2 separate regions of the Mus musculus genome follow, and region 2 is linked to region 1. The links are chromatin loops, found by intact Hi-C in ENCODE. Cell type or tissue: left cerebral cortex. All regions are shown on one strand.

Region 1 (8,000 bases):
TCTTGTGGAATTTTTAGGATCACTTATATATACTATCATATCATCTGCAAATAGTGATATTTTGACTTCTTCCTTTCCAATTTGTATCCCCTTGATCTCCTTTTGTTGTCGAATTGCTCTGGCTAGGACTTCAAGTACAATGTTGAATAGGTAGGGACAATGTGGGCAGCCTTGTCTAGTCCCTGATTATAGTGTGATTGCTTCCATCTTCTCTCCCTTTACTTTGATGTTGGCTACTGGTTTGCTGTATATTGCTTTTATTATGTTTAGGTATGGGCCTTGAATTCCTCATCTTTCCATGACTTTTATCATGAAGGGGTGTTGGATTTTGTCAAATGCTTTCTCAGCATCTAAGGAGATGATCATGTGATTTTTGTCTTTGAGTTTGTTTATATAGAGGATTACGTTGATGGATTTCTGTATATCAAACCATGCCTGCATCCTTAGGATGAAGCCTACTTGGTCATGATGGATAATCGTTTTGATGTGTTCTTTGATTCAGATTGCGAGGATTTTATTGAGTATACTTGCAACGATTCATAAGGGAAATTGGTCTGCAGTTCTCTTTCTTTGTTGGATCTTTGTATGGTTTAGGTATCAGAGTAATTGTGGCTTCATAGAATGAATTGGGTAGAGAACCTTCTGTTTCTATTTTGTGGAATAGTTTGAGGAGAGTTGGAATTAGGTCTTCTTTGAAGGTCTGATAGAACTCTGCACTACACCCATTGGGTCCTGGGCTTTTTTTGGTTGGGAGACTGTTAATGACCACTTCTATTTCTTTAGGGGATATGAGATAGTTCATATTATTAATATGATCCTGATTTAACGTTGGTACCTGGTATCTGTCCAGGAAGTTGTTCATTTCATCCAGAATTAATATAGTAAAAATTGCTATCCTGCGGAAAGCAATCTACAGATTCAATACAATCCCCATCAAAATCCCAACTCAATTCTTTGCTGAGTTAGAAAGGGCAATTTGCAAATTCATCTGGAATAACAAAAAACCTAGGATAGCAAAAACTATTCTCAACAATAAAAGAAACTCTAGTGGGACCACCATGTTTGACCTCAAGCTGTACTACAGAGCAATTGTGATTAAAAACTGCATGGTACTGGTTCAGCGAAAAACATGTAGATCAATGGAACAGAATTGAAGAACCAGAAATGAATCCACAAGCCTATGGTCATTTGATCTTTGACAAGGGAGCTAAAACCATCCAGTGGAAAAATGATGGCATTTTCATCAATTGGTGCTGGCACAACTGGCGGTTTTCATGTAGAACAATGTGAATTGATCCTTTCTTATCTCCTTGTACAAAGATCAAGTCTAACTGGATCAAAGAACGCCACATAAAACAGGAGACACAGAAATGTATAGAGGAGAAAGTAGGGGAAAGTCTCGAAGATATGGGCACAGGGGGGAAAAATCCCTAAAGAGAACAGCAATGGCTTGTGCTGTAAGATCAAGAATTTACAAATGGGATCTCATAAAATTACAAAGCTTCTGTAAGGCAAAAGACACTGTCAATAAGATAAAAAGGCCACCAACAGATTGGGAAAGGATTTTTACCAATCCTAAATCAGATAGAGGACTAATATCCAATATATACAAAGAGCTGGACTCCAGAAATTCAAATAACCATATTTAAAATGGGGTTGAGAGCTATACAAAGAATTCTCAACTGAGGAATACCGAATGACTGAGAAGCACCTGAAAAAATGTTCAACATCCTTAATCATCAGGGAAATGCAAATCAAAACAACCCTGAGATTCCACCTCACACCAGTCAGAATGGTTAACATCAAAAATTCAGGAGACAGCAGATGCTGGTGAGAATGTGGAGAAAGAGGAACACTCTTCCATTGCTGGTGGGATTGCAACCTTGTACAACCACTCTAGAAATCAGTCTGGCGATTCCTCAGAAAATTGGACATAGTACTACCGGTGGATCCAGCAATACCTCTCCTGGGCATATATCCAGAAGATGTTCCAACTGGTAATAAGGACACATGCTCCACTATGTTCATAGCAGCCTTATTTATAATAGCCAGAAGTTGGAAAGAACTCAGATGTCCCTCAACAGAGGAATGGATACAGAAAATGTGGTACATTTACACAATGGAGTACTACTCAGCTATTAAAAACAATGAATTTATGAAATTCTCAGAAAAATGGATGACTCTGGAGGATATCATCCTCAGTGAGGTAACCAAATCTCAAAAGAACTCATGTGATATGCACTCACTGATAAGTGGATATTAGCCCAGAAACTTAGAATACCCAAGATACAATTTGCAAAACACAAAAAAAAAAAAAAATCAAGAAGGAAGACCAAAGTGTGGATACTTCATTTTTCCTTAGAAAAGGGAACAAAATACACATGGAAGGAGTTACAGAGACAAAGTTTGGAGCTGAGACAAAAGGATGGACCATCCAGAAACTACCCCACCCGGGGATCCATCCCATAATCAGCCACTAAACCCAGACACTATTGCATATGCCAGCAAGATTTTGCTAAAAGGACCCTGGTATAGCTGTCTCTTGTGAGGCTATGCCAGTGCCTGGCAAATACAGAAGTGGATGCACATAGTCATCTATAGGATGGAACACAGGGCCCCCAATGGAGGAGCTAGAGAAAGTACCCAAGGAGCGGAAAGGGTCTGTAACCCTATAGGAGGAACAACAATATGAACTAACCAGTACCCCTGTAGCTCGTGTCTCTAGCTGCATGTGTAGCAGAAGATGGCCTGGTCGGCCATCACAGGGAAGAGAGGCCCCTTGGTCTTGTAAACTTTATATGACCTAGTCCGGGGGAACACCAGGGCCAAGAAGTGGGAGTGAGAGGGTAGGGGAACAGGGTGGGGGTAGGATATAGGGAAATTTCAGGATAGCATTTGAAATGTAAATAAAGAAAATAACTAATAAAAAAAAGCTAAAAAAAAAAAAAACCCGAAGTAAGCAAATTTCAGCTGGAAAGCAAGTATCTATGGACTGCCTGGACTAAACTATGCGTCTCAAAGTTCACGTCAACATTCTATTCTTCAGTATGACCATACTCAATGGCAGTCTCTGTTTGGAGATAATTAAGTTTAAATGAGGACAGAAGAGTCCTGCTCCCATCTGACAGAACTATGATCTTACAAAGAGAAGCGCCTGGTGTGGTGGTGCAAACCTTTATTTTCAGCACTCAGAGGCAAAAAGCAGCTGGATCTCTGTTAGCTGAAGTCCAGCCTGGTCTACATAGTGAGTTCCATGCTAGTTAGAGTGGTATGCTATTGCAAAATAAATACAAAAGAAGAAGAAGAAGAAGAAGAAGAAGAAGAAGAAGAAGAAGAAGAAGAAGGAAGAAGAAGGAGAAGAAGAAGGAGAAGAAGAAGAAGGAAGAAGAAGGAGAAGGAGAAGGAGAAGGAGAAGAAGAAGAAGAAGAAGAAGAAGAAGAAGAAGAAGAAGAAGGAAGAAGAAGAAGAAGAAGAAGAAGAAGAAGAAGAAGAAGAAGAAGAAGAAGAAGAAGAAGGAAGAAGAAGGAGAAGAAGAAGGAGAAGAAGAAGAAGGAAGAAGAAGGAGAAGGAGAAGGAGAAGGAGAAGATGATGATGATGATAGTGGAATGAAAATGAACAAAGTATGTGATATGCATTATGAAAACATTACATGAAACTCGTTTGTTTAATTACTATAGGCTAAAAGAAATAAGAAAAGGGGACTAAGGATGACCTGGCAGTTAGGAGCACATGCGTTCCCTAAGCCCAAGAGTCTGAAAGGGTGGGGTCCACCCTGGGATCTGGGATCTAAGGCTTACAATGCTCTGTAGCTCCTGTTAAAGGTGAATCTGCCGCTGCCATCTCACCCCCAGAGACACCTGCACACACACACACACACACACACACACACACACACACACACACACACACCAAATCGAATTCTACAATCAACTTAAAAATAGTTATGATAAAAACCTAAAAAATTGGAATCACTTGAGTTATTATACTCGTCTCTCACTCAGGAGAACGCAACAGGTTTTGCCACTGAGGCAGCAGCCCAAGTACTCTGCAAATGCTGGAGCATCCCTCACCGCGGCCGGTTGGTGGCGACAGAGCTCCTCACCTGTCCTCTCTGCCCATCTTAGTCACCACGCCACACTCTTGTATCTCCGATAGGGAGAAAACAACAACAACAACAACAACAACAACAACAACAAACCCAGCGCAGCTACAAGGACCACTGGGCAGAGTTAGAAAAATCTAGGAAATCTCGCCCATAGCTTGCGGCCCTAACACAGAAAAGATCTTTCCGAGAGACCATTGGTCCAGCCGTTTGCCACTCTATGAATTGTGGGTAATGTAGTTTCCTTAGCTCCTCCACCTTCTCAGTCGGTCTCAGTGGCAATTTTATGCATACCAATCAGGATTCTGGAAACTGCTAAAAGTATAAGAATAATAATCCACTCACGGAAAAGCGCAGGATTGGGATAAACAACGTCTAGGATCGAGTTCCGGTCCTGTGTGATAAGAAGGACCCCTGGCGTTATCTCAAATAAGCCTTAGATTCCAGATCCCAGGGTGGACCCCACCCTTTCAGACTCTTGGGCTTAGGGAACTGCAGCAGAAAATACAGAGTAGAAAGAAAAAAAAAAAAAAAAAGACTTAGAACTGTTTGAGTCATATGGCATCAGTAAGACCAACCAAACCAAACAACAACAATCTGATGTTTTGGAGTCTCTTGGGATCTCTTCATATCTATGAACTGGTAAAGTAGAGCTGGGTGAGGACTGGGTGTCTGGAGGGAGAAGCTGGATTTGGAGCCATCTGTAGCTGTTCAGAATGCGATTAATATGGCTGTGCATTACCCCTAAGACGATGTTTGCGATCTTTATCTTTCGTTCGTTCTTTTTTAAATATTTATTTTTATCTCTATGTGTACCCACGCAGGCCAGAAGAGGGTGTCAGATCCCCCAGAGCGGGGGTAAAGGTCAGGCATTAGCAGTCTAACAGAAGTGCTAGGGACTGAACTTGGGTACACTGGTTGACCTCTTAACTGCTGAGACATCTCTTCAGCCTCTTAAGATTTTCTCAAGTGCTGGTTTGGAGGTTCTAGCAGGAGAGAGCAGCTACTCACATACTCTTCATCAAATACTGGTCTTTCTCTGCTAGGAAATGTTTTCTTCTTGGACCAAGCTCACACAATGTTCCATATTTTTCCTGATGCTGTGAACCACAATGGACTCAATTAATTTAAACCCATCTTGAAGTTTTTAAATATAAGTTACCTTAACTGAAATCACTAGTATAAGTAAAATACATTCTCCAAAAAAAGATCGGAATACTTATGTTCTTTGTAGCTTTATTAATAGTCTTCAATTAGCAATTAGCCACTTGGCCATTAACACATGACCACTGACTTGTCCACAGAATTCTGGATAACAATAAAAATTATGTGTTCATATAGGTAACAGTAATGAGCCAATTATCCAATATGGAAATAATTAGAAAACAGTGTGGACACTTCGCCTCTTCTTAGAATTGGGAACAAAACACCCATGGAAGGACTTACAGACACAAAGTTCGGAGCTGAGACGAAAGGATGGACCATCCAGAGACTGCCCCACCCGGGGATCCGTCCCATAATCAGCCACCAAACCCAGACACTATTGCATACACCAGCAAGATTTTGCTGAAAGGACCCTGATATAGCTGTCTCTTGTGAGACTATGCTGGGCCTCGCAAACACATAAGTGGATGCTCACAGTCAGCTATTGGATGGAACACAGGGCCCCAATGGAGGAGCTAGAGAAAGTACCTAAGGAGCTGAAGGGGTCTGCAACCCTATAGGTGAAACAATATGAACTAACCAGTAACCCCGGAGCTCGTGTCTCCAGCTGCAATGGTAGCAGAAGATGGCCTAGTCGGCCATCTTTGGGAAGAGAGGCCCCTTGGTCTTGCAAACTTTATATGCCCCAGTACAGGGGAAACACCAGGACCAAGAAGTAGGAGTGGGTGGGTAGGGGAGCATGGCGAGGGGAAGGATATAGGAGACTTTCAGGATAGCATTTGAAATGTAAATGAATACCTAATTTAAAAAAAAAAAGAAATTTGTAAAATATTTGGAAGAAAAAAAAACAGGCAAACACTTTCAGATTCTGTTCAAATAAAATTATAAGAGCTACAAATTAAACCATTTTGAAAGTAAGCAAATCACCAAATACCTAAAACCCCACGGAAAACATAATACAAGAGCAGAAAAATTCTGGATTGAAACATTATTGATATCATGATGGTTTTAAGGTTTTATAACCTGTTCAATGCTTATACCATAAAAAATTGTACACACAAATGCACATCTGCTATACATCAGTGTGTTAATTTTGCATAACCAAAGGAATGATTTACATTGGTTCAGTTTCAAAGGCTTTCAGTCTGTCAAAATGGAGGATATGGGGGTGTGGTAGGGTGCAGCTTAGCTCAAGGCAACAAACAGGAACACATGGGGAAGGCTGCTCACAACATGGTATTAAGCAGACTGGCAGCAACAACTGGGGGCTTGGTTCTCAACCTTCCTAGTGCTGTCACCCTTTAATATGTACCTCATGTTGTGGTGACCTGCAACCATAAAACTATTTTGTTGCGACTTCATAACAATAATTTTGCTACTATTCTGAACTGTATTATAAATTATGTGACTACCAAAGGGGTCACATACGGTTCCAAAGGGGTTGAGAATTGCTGAACTAGGGGTTGGTATAACTTTCAACACCTGCTTTTAATCACCAACTCCTGCTCACTTTTGCCACAACTCCAAAGATTCCACTGCTTGCCAATGTAGCAAGGTTTTTAAAACGTGAGAGGCAATTCAGATTCAAACCATAAAATCCCATTCCTGGCTCCCAGAGGCTCACAGCTCTCTTATGATGCAAAAAAAAAAAAAAAAAAAAAAAAAAAAAAAAAATTCATTTCCCCCAACTTCAACAGTCTTATTTATGTCTTAACAGTTTCAATACTGTTCAGAGGCCCCTTTCTTATGTGAGCAAAGGTTAAACTCTAAACTGAGCAAAGTAAAACCAAAAAGGGGGGGGTTGTAAATCCAAAATAACAGTGGCACAGACTAAACATACCTACTTCAAAAGGGAAGAATTGGGCCACAGAAGGGAGGGATGGAAACTAAGGAGAGCAACAAACAATATGGAAAAAACCCAAATTCTGTAGCACTACTTCTGGGATCAGGATCACTTGAGATCTAATAGGCTTGAGTATGCCTAACCCTGAGGCCTTGTCACATACCACCCAGCATCTCGGGCTATGCCTGGAATTGGTGGAAGCCTCTACACACTCCTCTGTAACTTATATCCTGCCTGCCTGTAAAAGGAGCACCACGTTAGTGCTACAAACACTGCCAGCTCAAGCAGAAACACAGGTTCACTGATCCACAGCTGAAGTGGCCTACATAGGGGTAACTGGACCCAGGAAAGAATTTCCACAAGAATGTTGTTTTAAACAAATTAAAAAATTATATCTGTATTATTATTTTTTAGATGTAAGAGTACTCTGCCTGCACATACACTGACATACAGAAGAGGGCATCAGATCCCTTTATAAATGGTTGTGAGCTACCATGTGGTTGCTGGGAATCAAATTCAGGACCTCTGGAAGAGCAGCTAGTGTCCTTAACTGCTGAGCCATCAAGGTATTTTTTTTTTCTATGCCCTTAGTACAAAATACTTAGTTTCTTTTAACAGTGTGGTCTCCATTAGTAACTATGGCTTTTTTGTTTGTAACTCCAACACATTCTGTTCCTGGCAAAACTGCATTTGAATCTTTCTGATCTGCTTTTTGCTGATATTTCTCACTATAAATCTGGCTATAAGTCACACCCTGAATTCAGACTTAGTTAAGATTTCAGGACATAAGATAAAGGCAAATTATTTCCAAGAATGCAACATCTACAGTCTCTAGAGTAATCCACAGGTAATATTCTCATATAAAACCCCACCTCTCAATTATCAAAGCC
Region 2 (8,000 bases), 600 kb after region 1:
TGCAGCCTGCCCTCCGCGGAGTCCCGGAGCCAAGAAGGCTCCCGCCGGCGCCTGTGCCACAAACCTCTCAGGCCAGGCAGACCCCGTGCTCTCACCAGGAAGGTGGCCGGCTGTCAGAAAATTAAATTTAAGGTTGGTAAACATGGTGGTACTGTTGTTACAGGTGCTGTTAACTACTGTTGTTACAGGTGCTACTGTTACAAGTGGTATCTATAATACCTGCAACCTTCAGATGAGGAGGCCTCTTGGAGGCATTCACCTGTGTTTCTGTAAGGAAGGCAGAGGAAAGGGCTGGGGATAGTGGAGATGGAATAGAATTGTAGGGGTATATCAGTCTATAGGGGAGATCAATCAGTAGGGGAGCGTCTATACTGTCTGAAAAGACGTTAAAGGGCCTATTAACTTCTTTTGGGGGTGAAATAGTACATAGTTCTTTATATTGGGGGCAGTGATTGGGGCAGCTCTTTGATTTGGACAACGGGTAGGTAAATTGGTTCTTTCTCACAATAGTTGGGTACATGCTGTGAGATCTGTAGTAGGGTGATTTTTAGGACGTTGATCTGTGGGACAATGGACCTTGCCAGGAAGCTTGGTTAGGTAGAGCGGGTCTGAATCCCTGGAAACCCGGGTACACACTTAAGATGGCAGGAGGCTTCCTGCTCCCTGCCAGATTCCCAGCCTGGAACATGTGCCACACTTCCCACATAAGGAAATGTGTCCTATGGTCATGTAGGCCCAGAACAGAGTTCTCCATGCTAACGAGGTACCTAGAGACCCTGAGGGCTTAGCCAATAAGCTCCCCTTCCCAAAAATTCCTCCATGCAAAAGGTATTTAATCCTCTGGTCCACTCTGAAAAGTTGGTACACATCCATTTTCCACAGTGAACAACCAGTAAACAGTTTGGAACCAAGGACCGTCTCTTTTATTGAGAACTGTCATGGGGAACATGGAGAAGGCCTTTACCTACAGAGCCGCAGCTTAACTCTCCCACAGAAGGCCTCTCTGCGGTTCCAGACACCTGCCCCTACCTTAGCAAATGAGCTAAGCCAGAGCTCCAGTTTCCTTGGTCTCAGGCTTGTCGCCATCCTCAGCCTGCGGGCCACCAATGGTCCCAGCCTTATCGTGGCCTGTGGACCCCTGATCCTTCATTCCAGGGTCCTCTGTGTGCCACACTAGCAGTGACTAATGTCTGGGGGATCTGGGAACCCCAACTTCTGCTTCCCCATCTTAGTGTTCTATCACTCCCTGAGCAGTGTTTGAGTGCTTACCAAGCCCAGCACCTGGCAGCAGTGCAGGTAGATACAGACAGGAACACCCTTGTTTCTCCTTCCCAGCAGCAAAGTCCAGCGGCCAGTGGGAACAGACTCACATTGATCTTTAGGCTATATGTTGCCTATTGCAGCTAAAACATGCAGAAAATTGGTTTTTTTTCCTAGGGTGTTTGGCTTTGGGTGAGGAAAGCTATTTCTGTCCATGGGTCAGAACTATAAATATTACCAGCACTCATACATCGTGATATCTGAAGTCTCCCAAAACAGAGACTTGGTGTTTGGTGAGTTTTATTCCATGAGATTTTAAAGGGGCACTCATCTCCCTAACCTGGTGGTCGTGGTGGCCACAGTAAGGTTCCCACTGGACAAGGCAACTTAACACACACACACACACACACACACACACACCCCAACTCTTTCAGTGTCGCATCCACCCCGACCAGCAGGAAAGACACAACACCACGTTGTCCTTCTTCAAGCAGGTTTATTCAGGAACACTTAGCATTGCAATGCAGAAACGGGAATCCCTCGAGCAACCCCGGGGCGCACCTTAAATACCCTACTGACTCCTCCCAATCACCCCAGTCACATAATGGCACTCCATAGGTTCACAGCAAGTGATGACACCTCAGGCGAGCTGCGTAGTGCAGGCGGCTGGGCTGTGGCTAAGTCTGAGGTAATGAGGAAGTCAGGCACAGGTCAGAAGACCTGGCAGCTGTCCCGGGTGCCATCTTGGGGCGGTGGCTGCACCCGCTCCTCACATTTCAGGCCTTGAATTTTAAAATTGCTTTTCAGAAATACCTCTTCTTGGTGTACAGGAAACGAATGCTCCTGTTGTTTTGGGTCTTAAGCAAAGCCCAGCAGAAAAGTTTGTTTTCTGACATTAAGGAATTGTGTACTACATCTTTGGATGACCCAAACTCACGAGCAATACGACTGTTTCTTCCACATCTTCTATATTTCACAGGAAACTTTCTTCTAGAATTATTCCTGTTATAGAAGAATTTATCTTTAGGAACTATTTGGTTACAGTTCTTTAGGGAATAACTTGATCTTTCACAGACACAGCAATGGACATTGTGAACATTTATTTCTGTGTCTGCAGTTGTTTTAATCCATCATAAAGAGGTACAAATCTTGTTCTTAATGGTCTAATTAATTTTTTGCATTTACTGTTAGCATTTTCAAAAGCTAAAGATTCAATTAAAAATTCTCTAATAGTTGGAGCTGTGGTCAGTCTTTGTAAAAGGTTCGTTTGAACCCTGGGTTATCTTTGTAAATGATTCAGTTCCTCTCTGTTGTTCAGCCTTGTCCTATGTATTTGAGGCCATAGCTCATTATTGCTTGCTTGCTTGTCTGTCTGTCCGTCCTCCCTCCCTCCCTCCCCCTCCCTCCCCCCCTCTCTCTCCTGTGCCCAATGATCCCATTCAAGCTTGTTTTTTTTCCTTTTTTAAAATTTATTTTTTTATACTCCATATTTTATTCCCACCCCCACCCCCGTCCACCCTACTGTTCCACATCCCACACCTCCTCTCCACCCCTTCTCCATGTGGATGTCCCCATCCCCACCCCTCCTGACCTCTAAACTCCCTGGGGCTTCCAGTCTCTTGAGGGTTAGGTGCATCATCTCTGAATGAACCCAGACTCGGAAGTCCTCTACTGTATGTGTGTGGTGAACTCTTATCAGCTGCTGTAAGCTGCCTGTTTCGTGGTCCAGTGTATGAGAGATCTCGGGGGTCCAGATTAATTGAGACTGCTGGTCCTTCTATAGGATCACCCTTCTCCTCAGCTTCTTTCAGCCTTCTGTAATTCAACAACAGGGGTCAGCTGCTTCTGTCCATTGGTTGGGTGTAAATATCTGCATCTGACTCTTTCAGCTGCTTGTTGGGTCTTAAACCTTTTAAAATCCTGAGCCTCTATAGGTTGCCATTCAAATGTGTGGTAACCATATGGATTTCCTTCATTTCCTTCCAAGTTCCTTCTCAAGGCTGGGAAATCATTTTAGGGTTTTGTTCTGGCCTTACTTTCTCACTCTGTCTTATAACTACTTCAAGTTTACTCATATTTTTTTTGTAAATTTTCTTCCAAGACTTGTCTCCAGTTTTTATTATTTTTATTTTCTTGTATCTTTATTATCTTAATCTCCCCCTAAATTTTGCTTATACATGTCTCTAAAATTCCCTGTAATGTTTGTTTCCCTATCTTTACTATTTTAGTATCCTCCTCAGTTTTGTTTACAAATGTCTCTAATTTTCCTTTAATGTTCTAACATTGCCTTCACTCTCTCTTATAAAAATTTTTAATCCTTTTTCTAAGACTTTGGTTTTTGATAAGATGTAGCAAACTGAAACATTAGTAGGATAAGAGTGAAACTTAACAATGTAATAATTATATTTAGCAAGGTGTTGATTTCCTGTAAAAATGTATTTATTAAATCTGTTTTTCCTTTCTCAGCCCCTGCTCCTGGCATGACAACTCTGAGACTGTTTATAATTAAAAATACCTAGGCCATAGGCTTTGGCTCATTTCCTGACTAGCTCGTAAGTTATTTAACCTACTCAAACTATTCTGTGTCTGTCACTTGATTAGTTATCTCTCCTTCAGTCCTGGCCTGCATCCTTGCGTTTTCCTCGGTGGCTCCCTGAGTTCAGCTACCTGCTATGTCCGTCTCCCTATCCGTTTCCTGGAATCTCCTCCCACGTGGCTCCCTGCATCCTCTTTTATTCTCTCCCTATTTCCTAGAATCCTCTCTCTTTCTGACAGTGTCCCACCTCACATTTCCTGCCTCAGCTCATTGGCCATCAGCTTTTTTATTGACAGGTGATATTCATAACAGATTCTCTTTACGATTTTCTCTAGACTTTTCCATCCATTCTGAGCCGTTTTAAATGAGCACTACATAAGCACCCAAAAAGTCTTTATTATGTTTGTCATCTTTATGCTCATCTCCATTGCTCTCTGAAATTATCTACTTCAACCCCCTATTACCTGATCCCAAGTTTCCTGTGTCTTTGTCTCCCTCTTGTGTTCGATTTAGGATACTGTAGTGGTATCTGATTCTCTTAGAGGTTGATTGCAGAAAAAACTCAGCTTCTGAGCCTCTGCTGTTTTCCATTTCCTATGTGTGACCTGTTATGGCTTTTCCTCAATTGGAAAATTGGCCCAAACCCTATCCCATGCCCGTGTGTGGCTGACTCAAGGCATGGATGCTGACTGCAGCCCACTGCATGTGCACTTGATTTCAGGATTCAGTTGACACCGTGCAGGTGGCTGGGAGAATGGGGTTTGGCTGTCCACTTAGATGTGGGGACACAGATAAGTGAGCATGAGGGGGCGAGAGCACAGGAATTCAAGCATGGGCAGAGATGCCCCCTGTGCCTGTGAGAAATGCGTTGCGAAGTCAGCTCCTCCCCTGTTTCAGCTGCTCATCCTCAGCTGCAGAGGCTGCATTTCTGGCAATAATGGCCCCCAAACCAATTAGTCTCAGTCCTGTGCCCAAGCAGCCCCCAACTTTCTTGGGTTACAGCTTGGGCCTCTACTCAGCTCAATTTACTTAGGGTGTGCAGCTACACCCCCTTTTTAAAAATCATTTTATTCATTTACCTTTCAGATGATATCCCCCTTCCCAGTTACCCCTCCACAAACCCCCATCCTATCCCTCCTCTCCTCCCTCCCCTTGCCTCTATGAGGGTGCTCCTCTAGCCATTCACCTGCCTCACTGCTTTAGCTGTCCCCTGTGCTGGGGCACCGAACCTCCACAGGACCAAGGACCACCCCTCCCACTGATGTCAAATAAGACCCTCCTCTGTTATATATGTATCTGGAGCTATGGATTTCTCCATGTGTACTCTTTGGTTGGTGGTTTAGTTCTGGGTGGCCCAGTTAGTTAATATTTTTCTTCCTATGGGGTTGCAGTTCCCTTCAGCTTCTTCATTCCTTCCCCTAGTACTTCCATTGTGGTCTCCAGGCTCAGTCCAATGGTTGTCTGAGTATCTGCATCTGTATTGGTCAGGTGCTGGAAGAACCTCACAGAGAACAGCCATACCAAGCTGCTGAAAGCAAGCTCTTTGTGGCATCAGCAATAGTTTAGGGGGTTGGTGTCTGAAGATGGGATAGATAGATCCCTAGGTGGGGTGGTCTCTCCTTCAGTCTGTGCTCCACTTTTTTTTTTGTCCCTGTCTTTCCATTGTATTGTCAGCTCTTTGCCGGCAGGTAGCTTCGAGGAGAGAAGCCCAGACCTGTCAGGTCTCTCCAGGGCTGAGCAGGATGGTGAGAGTTGGACACCGGAGAAGAACCACATGTGGCAGCAATTTGTTTATATAAACAGGGCAAAGAGGTGGGGATAGAAATATGGGGTGAGATGACGAGGTGTGTGGGGTGATCTCACAGGGCTTATCAGGAATTTATACATCCGTGGTAGCTAGTCAGAAGCAGTCTCATTCAGGTCTATAGGTCATTCTGGAGTAGAAGCGAATGACAGGTCTCGAAAATCAAGCCAGGCTCAGGTTTGTCCTCAAGGCCAAATAGGGCCCATCATTGAATAGGAACATTTCTGGGTTAAAACTTTTGAGATGGAGGGTGCCCCCATCCCTCAACTGGGGCTGTGCCTATCTACTGCAGGTGGTCTATGTAGGTTGTATCTCCCCTTTGTTGGGTATTTTGGCTAAAGTCATCACTGTTGGGTCCTGGGAGCCTCTCACTTCCTGGAGTCTGGGACTTTTCTAGTGGCTACCCCCAGTTCACATCCCCCACTGCTACATGTTTCTATTCAATTTCCTAACCCTCTCTACTTCTCTCCTGTCCCTTCCAATACCTGCCCCTGATTTTTTCACTCCCCCTCCTCCCTGCCTCCCACATCCCTCCCTCCTTCTACCTCCTGTGATTGTTTTCTTCCAGGTTCTATGTAGGATTTTAGCAACTACACTTTAGTCTTCCTTCTTACGCTCCATATGGTTTATATGTTGTATTGTGGGTGGTCTGATATTTTTAACTAAAATCCACTTATTAGTGAGTACATACCATGTGTGCGCTCTTGTGTCTGGGTTTCCTCAATCAGGATAATTTATAGTTTCATCCATTTGCCTGCAAATTTCACGAAGTCATTGTTTTTAATAGCTGAGTAGTACTCCATTGTGTAAATGTATCCATTCCTCTGTTGAGGGGCATCTGGGTTCTTTCCAGCTTCTGGCTATAATAATAAGGCTGCTATAAACGTACTGGAGCATGTGTGCTTGTTATATGTTGGAGCGTCTTTTGAGTATATGCCCAGTAGTAGTACAGATGGGTCTTCAGATGGAACAATTTTCTCAGGAACTGTCAGATTGGTTTCCTGAGTGGTTCCTTATTACAAGTTGGATCATCTTCTGGGTTTATGCCAAGGAGTGGTATTGCTGGATCTTCTGATAGTGCTATATCCAATTTTCTGAGGAACCGCCAAACTGATTTCCAGAGTGGTTGTACCAGCTTGCAATCCTACCAGCAGTGGAGGAGTGTTCCTCTTTCTCCACATCCTTGACAGCATCTGCTGTTACCTGAGGATAACTCCTATTTCTTATCATTTGTTATAGCTGAATAAATAGTGAAGTCAATTCAGAATCATCTTGAATAAGTTCAGCAGTCTCTATGTATAAAACAACCCTTCCTGCATATTGAGAGTCAGTTACTATATTAAGAGACTCTTGAAAAATCTGACTACACCATGAGTATTTCATATAATGCAGATTATTGAACTGATTTATAAGGATTATCAGCCACCATACGTACATCTTCCGATTTATATCATGCCCTACCTGATGTATTGGCTTTAGTATAAAATGTAGGGGCTTCAGATATTGGAGTTCCCTTTATTATATGAGAGAGAATCCAATTAGTTCTTTTTATGAACTGGAGTCCCTTGCTTTTAGAGTATCTGTTGTTAGTCTCTCCCAAGAAATCACTGCATGCTCTTTGTCAGTGTTCATCACAGGCCCGTAAGAGGCCATCTCTGCATTAGTAAAAGGCACCACAATTTCAGCTGGATCCATCCTGACTACTAATTATCAAAGTCTCATTTTTCCTTTTAGTATCAATTCAGAGACCTTCTCAATGTAGGTTTTTAGTTTCTTACTCTGTTTATGTGCTAAAAAATACCCATTCTAAGACACAATCTTTCCTCTGCATGAGAATTCCTGAAGGGGAATGAGTAGAAGGTAAGATGACTAAGATATAGGCCATCTTTGGATCAATACAATCTAGATGTGTATCCTGCAATTTCCTTTCTACCAAATCTAACTCCTTCTCAGCCTTGGCTGATAATTTCCTGGGGATATTTAAATCTTTGTCATGTTGTAAGGTTTGAAATAAATTGCTTAGCTTTTGAGTGGCCAAGCCAATCACACGTCACAGCCAGTTAATATCTTCCAGTATCTTCTGAAAATCATTAAGGATCCTTAATTGGTTTCTTCTGATGTCCACTTTTTGTGGCCTAACCTTTTGCAGACCTATTCTATCCCCTAGATAATTAACAGATTCCCCTCTTTGTATTGTTTCAGGAGTGATTTGCAATCCCCAGCAAGGCAGAAAATTTTCTACTTTATCAAACATTCTTTCCAGGATATTTATATTTGGATCTGCCAATAGTATGTCATCCATAAAATGATAAATAATGGGTTAGGGAAATTGTTTGCAAATCATCTCCACTGGGTGTTGTACAAAATATTGACACAAGGTAGGACGATTTAACATTGTTT

Evidence for each region. Hi-C counts contacts between places; a loop is a spot of excess contacts. Peaks named below come from ENCODE experiments on the same cell type or tissue, not always from the same donor. Only the 100,000 strongest peaks of a DNase experiment are listed, where the experiment ranks them.
Region 2: a loop joins it to region 1, with 2.3 times the contacts of the local background. A loop is called at or near these places in 5 of 42 quality-filtered maps.

Annotation. Positions count from the first base shown.
Region 1 is chr7:7,184,571-7,192,570 of GRCm38, reverse strand. No RefSeq gene overlaps it. Among named protein-coding and RNA genes, the nearest start is that of Zfp418, 17 kb to the right of the region's middle. In left cerebral cortex, CTCF peaks have their summits at 4,077, 4,939 (motif pointing right) and 7,575 (motif pointing right); DNase peaks (open chromatin) are centred at 4,102, 4,318 and 4,934; H3K4me3 peaks cover 839 bases; H3K27ac peaks cover 256 bases.
Region 2 is chr7:6,582,851-6,590,850 of GRCm38, reverse strand. No RefSeq gene overlaps it. Among named protein-coding and RNA genes, the nearest start is that of Olfr1350, 17 kb to the right of the region's middle. In left cerebral cortex, a CTCF peak has its summit at 4,292 (motif pointing left); a DNase peak (open chromatin) is centred at 4,303.